Regions from separate parts of the Homo sapiens genome. Here regions 1 and 2 are each linked to region 3. A link is a contact called in ENCODE Hi-C or POLR2A ChIA-PET data. All regions are on one chromosome and are shown on one strand. Each heading gives the region's core, a stretch centred on a gene start or an enhancer-like site at or near the end of the contact. The rest is flanking DNA. Distances are from core to core; before and after follow the strand shown. Region 1 holds the start of MMP24OS (MMP24 opposite strand). Region 2 holds the start of SNHG17 (small nucleolar RNA host gene 17). Region 3 holds the start of TGIF2 (TGFB induced factor homeobox 2).

Region 1 (3,458 bases), core at 688-3,187, 1.3 Mb after region 3:
GACCAGGTGCTAGTAGGAAGCTACTGTGTCTTCAGCAATCAGGGAGGGCTGGTGCATCCCAAGACTTCAATTGAAGACCAGGATGAGCTGTCCTCTCTTCTTCAAGTCCCCCTTGTGGTAAGCATTCCTGTCCTCTGAACCCCGTCTCCCGAGGCAGATCCTTTTGCCTAGTGTTTGGGAGTCTGGGTCATTACCTGCCACAGTTTGGGACTGGGGCTGCAGGTCAGGGAGGAGCAGGGTTTGGGGAGAGTCTTCATTGAGGAGGGAGAGAATTTGGTGCCGTGACTCACATTGAGCCCATCCCTTGGCAGGCGGGGACTGTGAACCGAGGCAGTGAGGTGATTGCTGCTGGGATGGTGGTGAATGACTGGTGTGCCTTCTGTGGCCTGGACACAACCAGCACAGAGCTGTCAGTGGTGGAGAGTGTCTTCAAGCTGAATGAAGCCCAGCCTAGCACCATTGCCACCAGCATGCGGGATTCCCTCATTGACAGGTACCTGGGGCCTCTCCTTTCTTCTGCTCAGGGTTGGGGGTTAACTTGCATTTTGAGAGTATGGGGAAAAGATGTCATCTAGAATGGGAGCCTACCAGTTTGTTCTGGTAGCTTCTCGAGTGTGAGAGCATATCTGTACACTGCTGAGCAGATAAGAGCCAGCATATTCAAAAAATATTTCTTGAGCATCTGCTAATCCTCATCTTTGTGGTTTTTCAGGGCTAGGATACTAGAGCAGTAGCTGCTTGAGCAGCTTGTCAGAGCTGGTCCCGGGATGAGGGCTGAGGCAGGCACCTCACTTGAGAGTGAGGTGGGCTCTGTGAAACAGCTACTGACCGTGCGCTTTCCTTTCTCTTCAGCCTCACCTGAGTCACCTTCCAAGTTGTTCCATGGGCTCCTGGCTCTGGACTGTGGCCAACCTTCTCCACATTCCGCCCAATCTGTACCGGATGCTGGCAGGGAGGTGGCAGAGAGCTCACTGGGACTGAGGGGCTGGGCACCCAACCCTTTTCCACCTGTGCTTATCGCCTGGATCTATCATTACTGCAAAAACCTGCTCTGTTGTGCTGGCTGGCAGGCCCTGTGGCTGCTGGCTGAGGGTTCTGCTGTCCTGTGCCACCCCATTAAAGTGCAGTTCCCTCCGGGCCATTCTGAATGTGATGTTTGGGGCCCTCAGCCTGTGTACAATCCCTGCACTCTCCAGTTGTTCCAGCATTCTGGGAAGATAGGGTGGGATGAACACAACACACACCCAACCCAGTTCACCACCTCCACACACGCCATTCCCTTCTCCTCTACCATCAGGATGTGAGGCTTCATCCTGGGGCAAGAAACACTCTCCACTACAGTTCTCCTTTTTTCTTTTTTCTTTTTGAGGCAGTGTCTCCCTCTGTCACCCAGGCTGGAGTGTTGTGACGCAAGGATGGCTCACTGTAGCCTTGACCTGTTGGGCTCAAGCGATCCTCTCGCCTCGTTTATTTTTTTGTAGAAACGAAGTCACTGTGTTGCCCAGGCTGGTTTATACTCCTGAACTCAAGCGACCCACCGCCTCGGCCTCCCAAAGTGTTGGGATTACAGGCGTGAGCCACGGCGCCCGGTCTAGTTCTCACAGTTTTCACCCGACTTCTGCGCCGGTCTTCTCTGGCCTTGAAAGGCAGAGAGTCCGTTCCGATTTTCCCCTGAGCTGGGCAAGTCCCCTGTGAGAGCTCTGGGGCATCTGGCTTCGGGGCATTCTTTGACTAAGGTGGATGGAGGTTGCAGGTCTTTTCCTGGGTGGGCGTGGGGCGGGGCAGCGGGTTCCCAGCGTCCTCCTGGCCTGGGCGTCTTGGAGGCTGTTGGGGTGCATTCCGTCCCCTTGCGCGGGGCGGGGCCTTGAGGCGCTGGGGCGGGATTGGCGGGGGACGGTCGCGGAGCCCCGCCCCGAAGCACAGGGTCGAGTCCCTTCTTTCCGCTCCAACGCACGGAGGGTGAGGTCGGTACGCGGTGGTGGCGTCACGGCGCCAGCTCCTCCCGACGCCGAGGTGGGTTCCGGGAGACCCGCGGGTCTGGCTGCGAGAGGTGAGGGCAGAGCCGGGGCGGGGCCCTAGCGGGGTGTCCCGGCGACCCAGACCTTAAAGGGCTTCTCTTCTTGCAGACCATGGGGGCTCAGCTAAGCGGCGGCCGCGGCGCCCCGGAGCCTGCGCAAACCCAGCCCCAGCCCCAGCCCCAGCCTGCGGCGCCGGAGGGCCCGGAACAGCCCCGGCATCCGCCCCAGCCCCAGCCCCAGCCCCAGCCCCAGCCCCAGCCCGAGCCCAGCCCGTGGGGGCCGCTGGACGACGTGCGCTTCCTCATCGCCTGCACTTCCTGGTACTGACGGCGTCCTCCGCAGGATGTCGCCCGTCTGTCCGCCGTCCCCTGTGGTTCTTGCCTGCCTTGTCTCCTCTCCCCACGTCCCTGCGTCTCTTACACCCCCTCCCACCCGAGGCTCCCCAGAGATAGCAGAGAATTCGAAGAGGTCGCCGGGGACTGGAAAGAAGTCCCGGCAGGGCCGCCTTCGCAGTCTACACCCCAGCCTGCTTCCCAGCCTACACCCAGACCCAGCTCAGACCTTCGTGACCACCCCATCCCTTTCTCCGGCTGGCTGGGTCGGGGGCATCCCTCTCTGTCGCTGGCTTCCAGAGGCAGGACAGGCCTCCTGGTAAGCCCGCAAAGTTGCTGACCTCCTGACTTCGTCTGCCTTTTATTAATATCTGTATTGCTGATAACCGTGCTCTTGACTATGTGTCCCAGGTCATGTCCCAGGTCATGGAGAAGCCCGTGCCACAGTGACCCTCCCCATACTCCTGGGGGGGCTGCTCTCCATCCTGGATCGTAAGGAGGCATCATCAGGCTGTGTTCCTGGAACCCCAATAACCCTGGGCCCCCAGGGCCAGCCTGTTGTAGAGGGAGGCTATCTGACCGCCGGTCTGGCAGAGGAGATGGGTGGGCAGCTCCCAGACACCCCAAAGGACCCGGTTCTCTTCCCAGAGCGTCCTAAGGTTACTCTTGGAACCTGATCTTTGTTCCCTCATCCCAGGGAAATGACACACTCTGTATTTCTGTTTTATTTAGAAATGATTTAAAAAACATTATACAAAGGCTGATCAGTTTAAAATGTGACTGACACTGAAATGCTGTGATGTCCCCCAGGCTGAGGGGAAGCTAGGCTCTGGGGCCCCCAGTGCTTTGCCCCTCTGTCTGCCCTGTCCTGGGGTGATGGACAAACAGATGACCACAGGCAGGAGAATCTGAGATTGGAAGCCTCTAGGCTGAGCCCTCTGGGCCTGGCCCCACATCCCTCACCTCTGCAGCCTGGGCTGCCTGCCTCCATCTCCTGTTCATTCTCAGCTGGCCTGCCAGGAGCCAATGGGGAGCCTGGCGGGAGGCGGGGGTGCCTAGAGCTTTCAAGAAGTGAGAGCACCAACCTGAGGAGTGGACAGGGACCAGG
Region 2 (3,547 bases), core at 2-2,501, 1.9 Mb before region 3:
GTGGGTAAAGCCCCTTATAAAACCATCAGGTCTCATGAGAACTCACTCACTATCAGAAGAACCGCAGCATGGGGGTAACCACCCCCATGATTCCATTACCTCCCACGACAGGTGGGAATTATGGGAAGTACAGTTCCAGATGAGATTTAGGTGGGGTCACAGCCAAACCATAGCAGCATCCCACAGCCCCTCCCCATCACAGAGACTCCCAGTGTTCTCACAGTCTGGGAATCCCATGGGCCTCTCCCAGGTACAAAATATGGAGCAGATCTCACCTCAGGGACCCCCATTTCCCTCATGGTTGCATAGATCAGGACTGGATTTTCTTGTCCTTCTGACCTATTGAGTACCAAGAATCTGACTGGAGCGGGGCGGAGGGTGGGGCGTGGGCTCCTCATCAGGCCCAAGGGTGGGCTGCTTGCACTCCAGAACATGGGCAGAGTCAGTAGCAGGGCTGTCTCAGGCCGAAGAGGCACATCCTGCCCAGGGTGCAGGCAGTGCCAATGCTTATGAGGATTTGTGGGCCATGAGTCCCCTCCCAAGATTGTCTCCAGTATGTTGCAGGGAACATGGGACATCTGTCTACAGTCTCTGTCACTGTGCAAATCTGATCAGGTTCCTCAGATGCCAGTCTGGTCAGGTCTCTTCTGCTTCAGAGACTCTTTCCACCCTCCATCCCGTGTACTTTGAGGCTGGAGTTTAGCAAAGCAGTTACCCGCTGTGCATCTCTCTTGGCTCATCTTCTCACGCTCACATTCCAGTCTCAGGCCATGACTCAGTCATCTCGGTCTGACATTGTTCAGAAAAAAAGGAATGGGGCGGGGGTAGAATTCATTCATTCAACTGTGCTAGTCACTGAACTAGGTACTGAGTACAGTGGTGAATCAAAGACAGATGCCTTTGGACCCTTGCAGAAAGAAGTCCAAACTAAGCACAGTCCCCTCATCGTAGTAACAGCTCCTATCATGGAAAATTGGCCATTCCTACAGATTAATAATGAATCAGTGACCAAGGAACATCTTCAGAACAAACAGAAAAGCAAAGCAAGTGGGAGAAGTTTACTTCTAAACTTCCAGATAGTTTTCGAAAATTATCCCAAGTCCTCCAGAGTCTGGCGTTGAGCCTCCGCTCCGCCAGGGGACGCTGCAGGACTGCTCGCGTCGGTTCCTACCGCTCTAGGCCGCAGCTCGCGCTCTCGTCTGTATTTCCGCCGGCGCGAAACGAGCGTAGCTTCCTTGTCGTGTGGCCTCAGTCCTTCGCCGTCCCTCGCCGTCCTTCGCCATCGCACGCCACCGCACCCCATCTCTCGAAATCTGCAGACATCTTGATTTTTCCCACGCTGTCTGTCAGGTCTCCGCCGCCACTCGACGCCAGGGCGCCGGGTGAGTCCACAGCAGGGCGCATGGTCGGCTCCACTCTCACCATCGGGGGAAACTGAGGCCCCGGGGAAGGCGGCCAGAGAGGTCAGGCCCTGTCCTTGGTGCAGTGTCTCGTCCTCTTTGCCGGAGTGAGCCCCCCAGGATTCGCGTGTCCTCGGGAAAGACACTGGCAGGTGAGTCGCGCCCTTGGCCGCGGCAGTGCTGAGCGGGCCACGTGCGGTCGTCAGACCCCCTGTCCGCGCAGCTACTCTGCGGGGAGGCTTAGTGCCCCTGGATGGCGGGAAACAGGGCTCGGCGACTTTAGCTGCCCGCCCCCGACTCCTGGCATTGGAAGCCTCCAAAGCCACTTGACTGTTGCCTACAAAGTGCCAGTCATTGTGCCACGTCCTTGAGACCGTTAACTCGTTTTCCCCTCAATAACTTTTAAAAGTAGGTGTTAGAACCTTCATTTTACAGACCAGTTAGCTGTGGTTTAAATGGAAGACGCTGCCAGCACTCCAGTGGGGCAGAGTCTGGACTTCTGTCCCCGGGCCTTGTACTAAAGCCCCCTCCCCGTGCTTTTTCCTTGCCTAGGCCTTGTGGGCTGTGCTGCACCTCGGACGGCTTCGCACCAGCCAGCGCCCTCTCTCTCCTGCAGCACTCTGATCTGCACCCCCTGAGGGGCTTCCACTGTCCGCGGGGTGAGAATGCCCCTGGGTAAGTGCCGCTGCTTCTGCGCACCTTGGGGAAGGACCCTTCTGTGGGACGCAGTAGAGGGGACAGTCAATGAGCTCAGCCAGTTCTGAGTTCTGAGAACTGTCTGGCAAAGCGGGTGCAGAGCAAAGCGTGACTTAGGAGACGGGCTGCGCTTGGGGTCACATGCTAGCTAAGTTCCTTCATTCCCCTGAGGTTGACTTTCTGTAAAGTAGGGAAACTGCAAAGGCTCTCTGAGGGCAGAGGCCTTGGCTGTTTTTCTTGATTTTGAACCCACGGTGCCTGTCCACGTGTAGATACTCAGAACTGGTGGGCTGAATGTACAGCCGAGGCATTTTTACCAGAAGTCTGTTTTCCTGTGGACTCTGGGTGGGGACAGATGGAATCTGCCTGTGAAGTGATGATGGCTCTCAGGGTCCTGGGTACCCTTCTCTTCCCTGGGGGGTGAGCCTCCCTCTGGAGATCTGGCAGCTAACACGCTGACGTGGGCTCACCTGCCCTTTTTTGCACCTGTATTCGAAAGTGATCGTGGGCTGCCTGTGCCCTGGTCATTGATAGTGCAGGGAGAGAAATCGCGGAAAGTGCTTCCCCGTGTTTGGAGGGTCCGCTCCTGTCCCTTTCAAACTCTGGAGCTTTCTCACACCTCCTTCTCACCATCTTTCAAATGCCTCCTGGCACTTGGTGTCTTATTAGTGAGTGCTCCCTGTGCAAGGCTCAGTGCAGGGTTCCATGAGGCGTTCACCAGGGTCTATGAGGGGTGAGTCCCTGCCTCAGGATTGGTGGTGAAACCACAGCTGCAGCCCCCACTAGTCACACCCTGTGGCAATTACTGGCTTGATTGTCTTTGCCTCTCTCTATTGTGACCTTGAGGACAGTGTCTTGAGTTTTGTTTAATATTTTATTGTATTTTTTTAGAGACAGGATCTCACTCTGTTGTCCAGGCTGAGGTGCAGTGTGCAGTGGCGTGATCATAGCTTGAACTCCTGTACTCAAGTGATCCTCGCACCTCAGCCTCCCAAATAGCTGGGACAGACAGGGTCTCGCTATGTTGCCCAGGCTGGTCCTGAACTCCTGGCTTCAAGTGATTTTCCCTCAGTCTTCCAAAGTGCTGGAATTACAGGTGTGAGCCACTTCGCCTGTCTCAGTATCTGAGTCCTGTCTCTTGACTTACCTGGTGCTTGGTAGATGGTTGATTTTCAGCAGTTATGGAACAAATGAAAAACAGGAGATGGGCCGGGTGCAATGGCTCACACCTGTAATCCCAGCACTCTGAGAGGCCAAGGAGTGTGGATCACTTGAGGCCAGGAGTTCAAGACCATCCTGGCCAACATGGTGAAACCCCATCTCTACTAAAAAATACAAAAATTACCTAGGTGTGGTGGCACACGCCTATAATTCCAGCTACTCAGGAGGCTGAGGCACACCAGAATCGCTTGAACCTGGGAGGTGGAGGTTGCAGTGAGCCAAGATCATGC
Region 3 (3,299 bases), core at 286-2,785:
GCACGAACAACTGTGACCCACACAACTAGCCCAACTTCTGTACCCGCCCACCCACGAACTCCAACCGACCCGGCCACCCCCGATCTCTCCGACAGGGAAAACTCCAGGCGTCATCACACTAACAATCAGTTCTACCCTCAGTGACCTGTGGCAGCAACCCCTCGACACAACATCCCGTACACCCTCCTACAGACTCCCACGACGCCACCTGCAGCCACTCCCGCACGAACTTTCTGACAACTCCCCTAGCTGGTCCCGACACTCCCCCGGGCCGCGCACTCACGCCCGCATTCCCAGCAGTTCAGACAAAGCGCGCAACCTCCCCCGCGGCCCAGACCGAGTCGGAGCACATGGCTCCTGGGTCGGCGAGGAATCGTCCGGCGCTCGGGGCGCTTGCACCCCACAGTCCCCACACCCCGGGCCGACTCCGCGCACCAGCTCCCGCGCGGGCCCGCCATCCCGGTGGGACGGGGGCTCTGGAAGAAAGAAAACTCACGTGTCTGTCCCGGGGCAGGAAAAAGTTTGGTTCCCACCCCTACTCCGGCAGTTCGGGGCTGGCCGACTCTTCGGGGCGCGGGGACGGCGGAGCGTGCGCGCTCGGCTTTGTGCTCCGAACTGGGCCCGGAGGGGGAGGGGAGGGGAAGGGAGGGGAGGGGGCTGGGCTCCCACCTCCGCGCCGCCCCCCCCCCCCCAGCCCTGCGCCCAGACTCCATGTTGGCCGCCCCCTGCCCCGGAGACTACGCGCTTCTCCCGCGGGAGGCTTGGATCACCTTCGGCCTGCCCGAGGGTCCCGGCGCGAACAAACTTTCTCCGGGGCGCCGGCCCCACGCGCCCCGCTTCCTTGGCCAGCCTGGGAGTGACAGATGCCTCGGAGACAGACTTTCCTTTGTTCCAAAGGAAAGGGGAACTCGCGCGGGCTCCCCAGGGCCCCCCCGCTCCGGGCCCTTCCCGCGGCCCCCACCCCCAGCTGTCACTCTCGGCCGCCCCCTGTCCGGCTCGGCGGCGGGGGGGCCCTGCTGGCGGTTAGCAACGTGCACTTTTGAAACCAAACAAATCCGTCCCCCCGCGCGCTCACTCAGGTCCGGTGCAGGATCGGCCCTCTCCTGGGGTGGGATCCTATGAAGCTGGGCCCCCCACCAGGGCCCCAAGCGGGCTTCCTCCCGGGGGCTGGAACAGTCCCCCACCGGCCCCCGGAGCGCAGCGCCGTCGGGACTCACAAACACCCCCCGGGGGCCGTCGGGACTCACAAACACCCCCGAGCTCACACACCCCCTACCGCACGCGCCAGGACGACGCCCCCTCCCCGTCCGGCCGAGAAAAAGAAACTTTCCAAGTTGTCCGCGCGCCCCCACCCCCATCTGGCCCTCTGCTGCTCCCTGCACTGACTTTTCCCAGCGGCTTTCGGGTCCACGCGGCCTCCGGCTCGGCGCGGGGCGTCCCGGCGGGGAGCGGGGGGCGCCGGGGGCGCGCGCCGCGTACCTGCCCGGCCTGACACTCGGCCTGACAGCTCGCGGCTGGAAAGCACCTCGCGGCCTGACGTCAGATCCCCTCTCCTCCCCCCGCGCCCTCTGCGCCCTCCCCCACCCGCCCGGAGGGAGAAAACAAACTTTGTGCGGAGCGCGACGAGCTGCGCCCACCCCCCGCGGGGCGGGCCGTCGGCGCCGAGGGGCTTCGCCCCGCCCAGCGCGCCCGGAGGGGGCGGGGCCGCGGGCACCTTCTTCCTGCGCCCACCCCGCCCTCAGGAATGCTGCATGGCCTACCCATAGCGGCGGTGGGAGCCTCCGCCGGGGAGAGCCCGCTCGGGGGCAGGAAGTGGCCCGGCCCTCCTCGTGGAGGGCGTTTCCGGAGCGCCTACTGTGCTCCTTGCCGGGGTGGGGGTCGTTACCGAGTGGGAACTTCTGCAAATCCTGACTTTTGTCACTTCGCGCCCCGCACAAGATGTCCTGCCGGCGGTGCGATTGGTCCCGTTGCTTCGAGGGGAAACTGAGGCCACTTAGTCCGGGCACTTACCCGCAGCTAGTTAAGGACTAGGCTCTGATGGAGACGCTTGTTACGACCTCAATGGCCTGTAGAATCTGGGAGGCCGCCTCCGACCTAAGCCCAAAAAGCACATGATCGGGCTCACAGGGGGCGGCCAGAGGTGAAAACAGCCAACGCTTTACAACGACGCTGTGCGGGGCACTTCGTGTGTGTCATCCCGTCTCATCCTCGGGTGATAGGGTATGTGTTGTCCTATGTAAGTCTCTGGCTTACTCATGAGCCGCAGAGAGGTTCTTGATTTGCTTTTGTCACACAGTCAACCGGTATCATTCAGCCCAGGTCGGTCGATAGTGAAGCCTGATCCCTTACCCCTTGTGCCCGGCCTTAAACGATCAGTCCAGGAGCTCCCGGAGTTCCTGTCTGGTTTCTTTTTCCTCTTCTGCCAGTTACACCCTACTCCAGAAGGTTTTCCTTGGCCTCCCCCACCCCAGTCAGTACATTCTTCCCTGCTCTCTGCTGTGGGTACCACATACTGTGATATTTCTGTTAACCAGCCTCTTAGGGCATCCCCCCACGCCCCCCAGCCCTGTACCCGGACACGGCTAGGTCCAGATATCTAGGGCCCTTGAGCTTGGAAATCGCTTTGAAAACAGCTTTTGGACTTAATTACCCTTTAGCAATGGAGAACTCTAGGAACAAAACTCTTAATTTTTTCCAAACAAGCCTTAAGCCAATCAGAATGCTGATTAAAGATTGTTAAGGTTTCACCTGGACACCCCATAGAAGCCAGACTTCCTGCAAATGTTAAAAACCTCCTCACGGCAGCGGGTGAAATGTCAGTGGCACTGCCTGTTGCTCTCCATTTCACAGACAGGGAAAATAAGGCCCAGAGTGTGGGTCAGAAACAATTTTTTTGGCCGGGGAAGTGGTGCTCCCCCCACGGCCCTGTGAAAGAAAAAGCCACGTCTGGGTTGCCTTAGGTAAGAAATGTAAAACCAATGGGCCTTGGCCTCTAGGAAATGTATGGGACAGGGACCTTCAGAAGAGGGGAGCCCCAGGGGGAAATGGGTGCGACCAGGTGAGCCTGGAGAGGGGGCTCTGGTAGTGGCTGCTGAGCTTGAACTCCGCACTAGGCGTTTTTCTCCTGTATGCGTAAGAGCCACATTCTGCCCTTTCTGGGGAAGCCACTGGGGGCCTGGGCTAGAGGAAGAGACCGCACCGTAAATTGTGCCTGCAGCAGCCCCTTAGACGAGTGTTTCCCAAGTCTGGTGCTAGATGTGGTTGGGAAAATGGAAGCGGGGGAGTGCTGCCTCCTCCTC

What was found. A loop is a pair of places that touch in the nucleus more often than their neighbours do. ChIA-PET counts read pairs that join two places held with the same protein, here RNA polymerase II (POLR2A). Pooled maps may share reads with other maps.
Region 1: a pooled map shows a loop between it and region 3 (10-fold over the local background). The contact joins the promoter of MMP24OS here to the promoter of TGIF2 in region 3. A Hi-C loop is called at or near these places in 5 of 50 pooled maps. POLR2A ChIA-PET finds 5 or more read pairs at or near these places in 2 of 52 experiments (A673 and HepG2).
Region 2: a loop to region 3 is called in a pooled map, with 5 times the contacts of the local background. The contact joins the promoter of SNHG17 here to the promoter of TGIF2 in region 3. A Hi-C loop is called at or near these places in 1 of 168 maps with a recorded cell type or tissue (HepG2) and 2 of 50 pooled maps. POLR2A ChIA-PET finds 5 or more read pairs at or near these places in 1 of 52 experiments (WTC11).

The regions. Positions count from the first base shown.
Region 1 is chr20:35,276,601-35,280,058 of GRCh38, reverse strand. MMP24OS (MMP24 opposite strand) reads left to right here and starts at 1,937. Exons shown (of 2, transcript NM_001355003.2): 1 at 1,937-2,050; 2 at 2,127-3,458. The coding sequence starts at 2,130. The coding sequence ends at 2,345. It overlaps MMP24-AS1-EDEM2 (MMP24-AS1-EDEM2 readthrough), which reads left to right and starts at 1,937. Exons shown (of 15, transcript NM_001355008.2): 1 at 1,937-2,013. MMP24 (matrix metallopeptidase 24) reads right to left here. Exons shown (of 9, transcript NM_006690.4): 9 at 3,061-3,458. It overlaps EIF6 (eukaryotic translation initiation factor 6), which reads left to right. Exons shown (of 7, transcript NM_002212.4): 5 at 1-117; 6 at 312-493; 7 at 853-1,141. The coding sequence ends at 862. RefSeq lists silencers at 1,758-1,977, 2,068-2,287 and enhancers at 2,418-2,587, 2,708-2,807, 3,394-3,458.
Region 2 is chr20:38,433,032-38,436,578 of GRCh38, reverse strand. SNHG17 (small nucleolar RNA host gene 17) reads left to right here and starts at 1,251. Exons shown (of 8, transcript NR_185934.1): 1 at 1,251-1,552; 2 at 1,953-2,075. LOC124904958 reads right to left here. Exons shown (of 3, transcript XM_047440636.1): 2 at 1,974-2,116; 3 at 1-1,737. The coding sequence ends at 1,091. SNORA71D (small nucleolar RNA, H/ACA box 71D) reads left to right here and starts at 2,580; the gene lies at 2,580-2,717. RefSeq lists enhancers at 1,129-1,188, 1,209-1,498, 2,779-2,858.
Region 3 is chr20:36,571,833-36,575,131 of GRCh38, reverse strand. It overlaps TGIF2 (TGFB induced factor homeobox 2), which reads right to left and starts at 1,535. Exons shown (of 3, transcript NM_021809.7): 1 at 1,387-1,535. It overlaps TGIF2-RAB5IF (TGIF2-RAB5IF readthrough), which reads right to left and starts at 617. Exons shown (of 5, transcript NM_001199535.2): 1 at 497-617. It overlaps DLGAP4-AS1 (DLGAP4 antisense RNA 1), which reads left to right and starts at 1,857. Exons shown (of 5, transcript NR_109939.1): 1 at 1,857-2,220. RefSeq lists silencers at 1,179-1,348, 1,419-1,508, 1,539-1,858 and enhancers at 2,359-2,418, 3,037-3,299.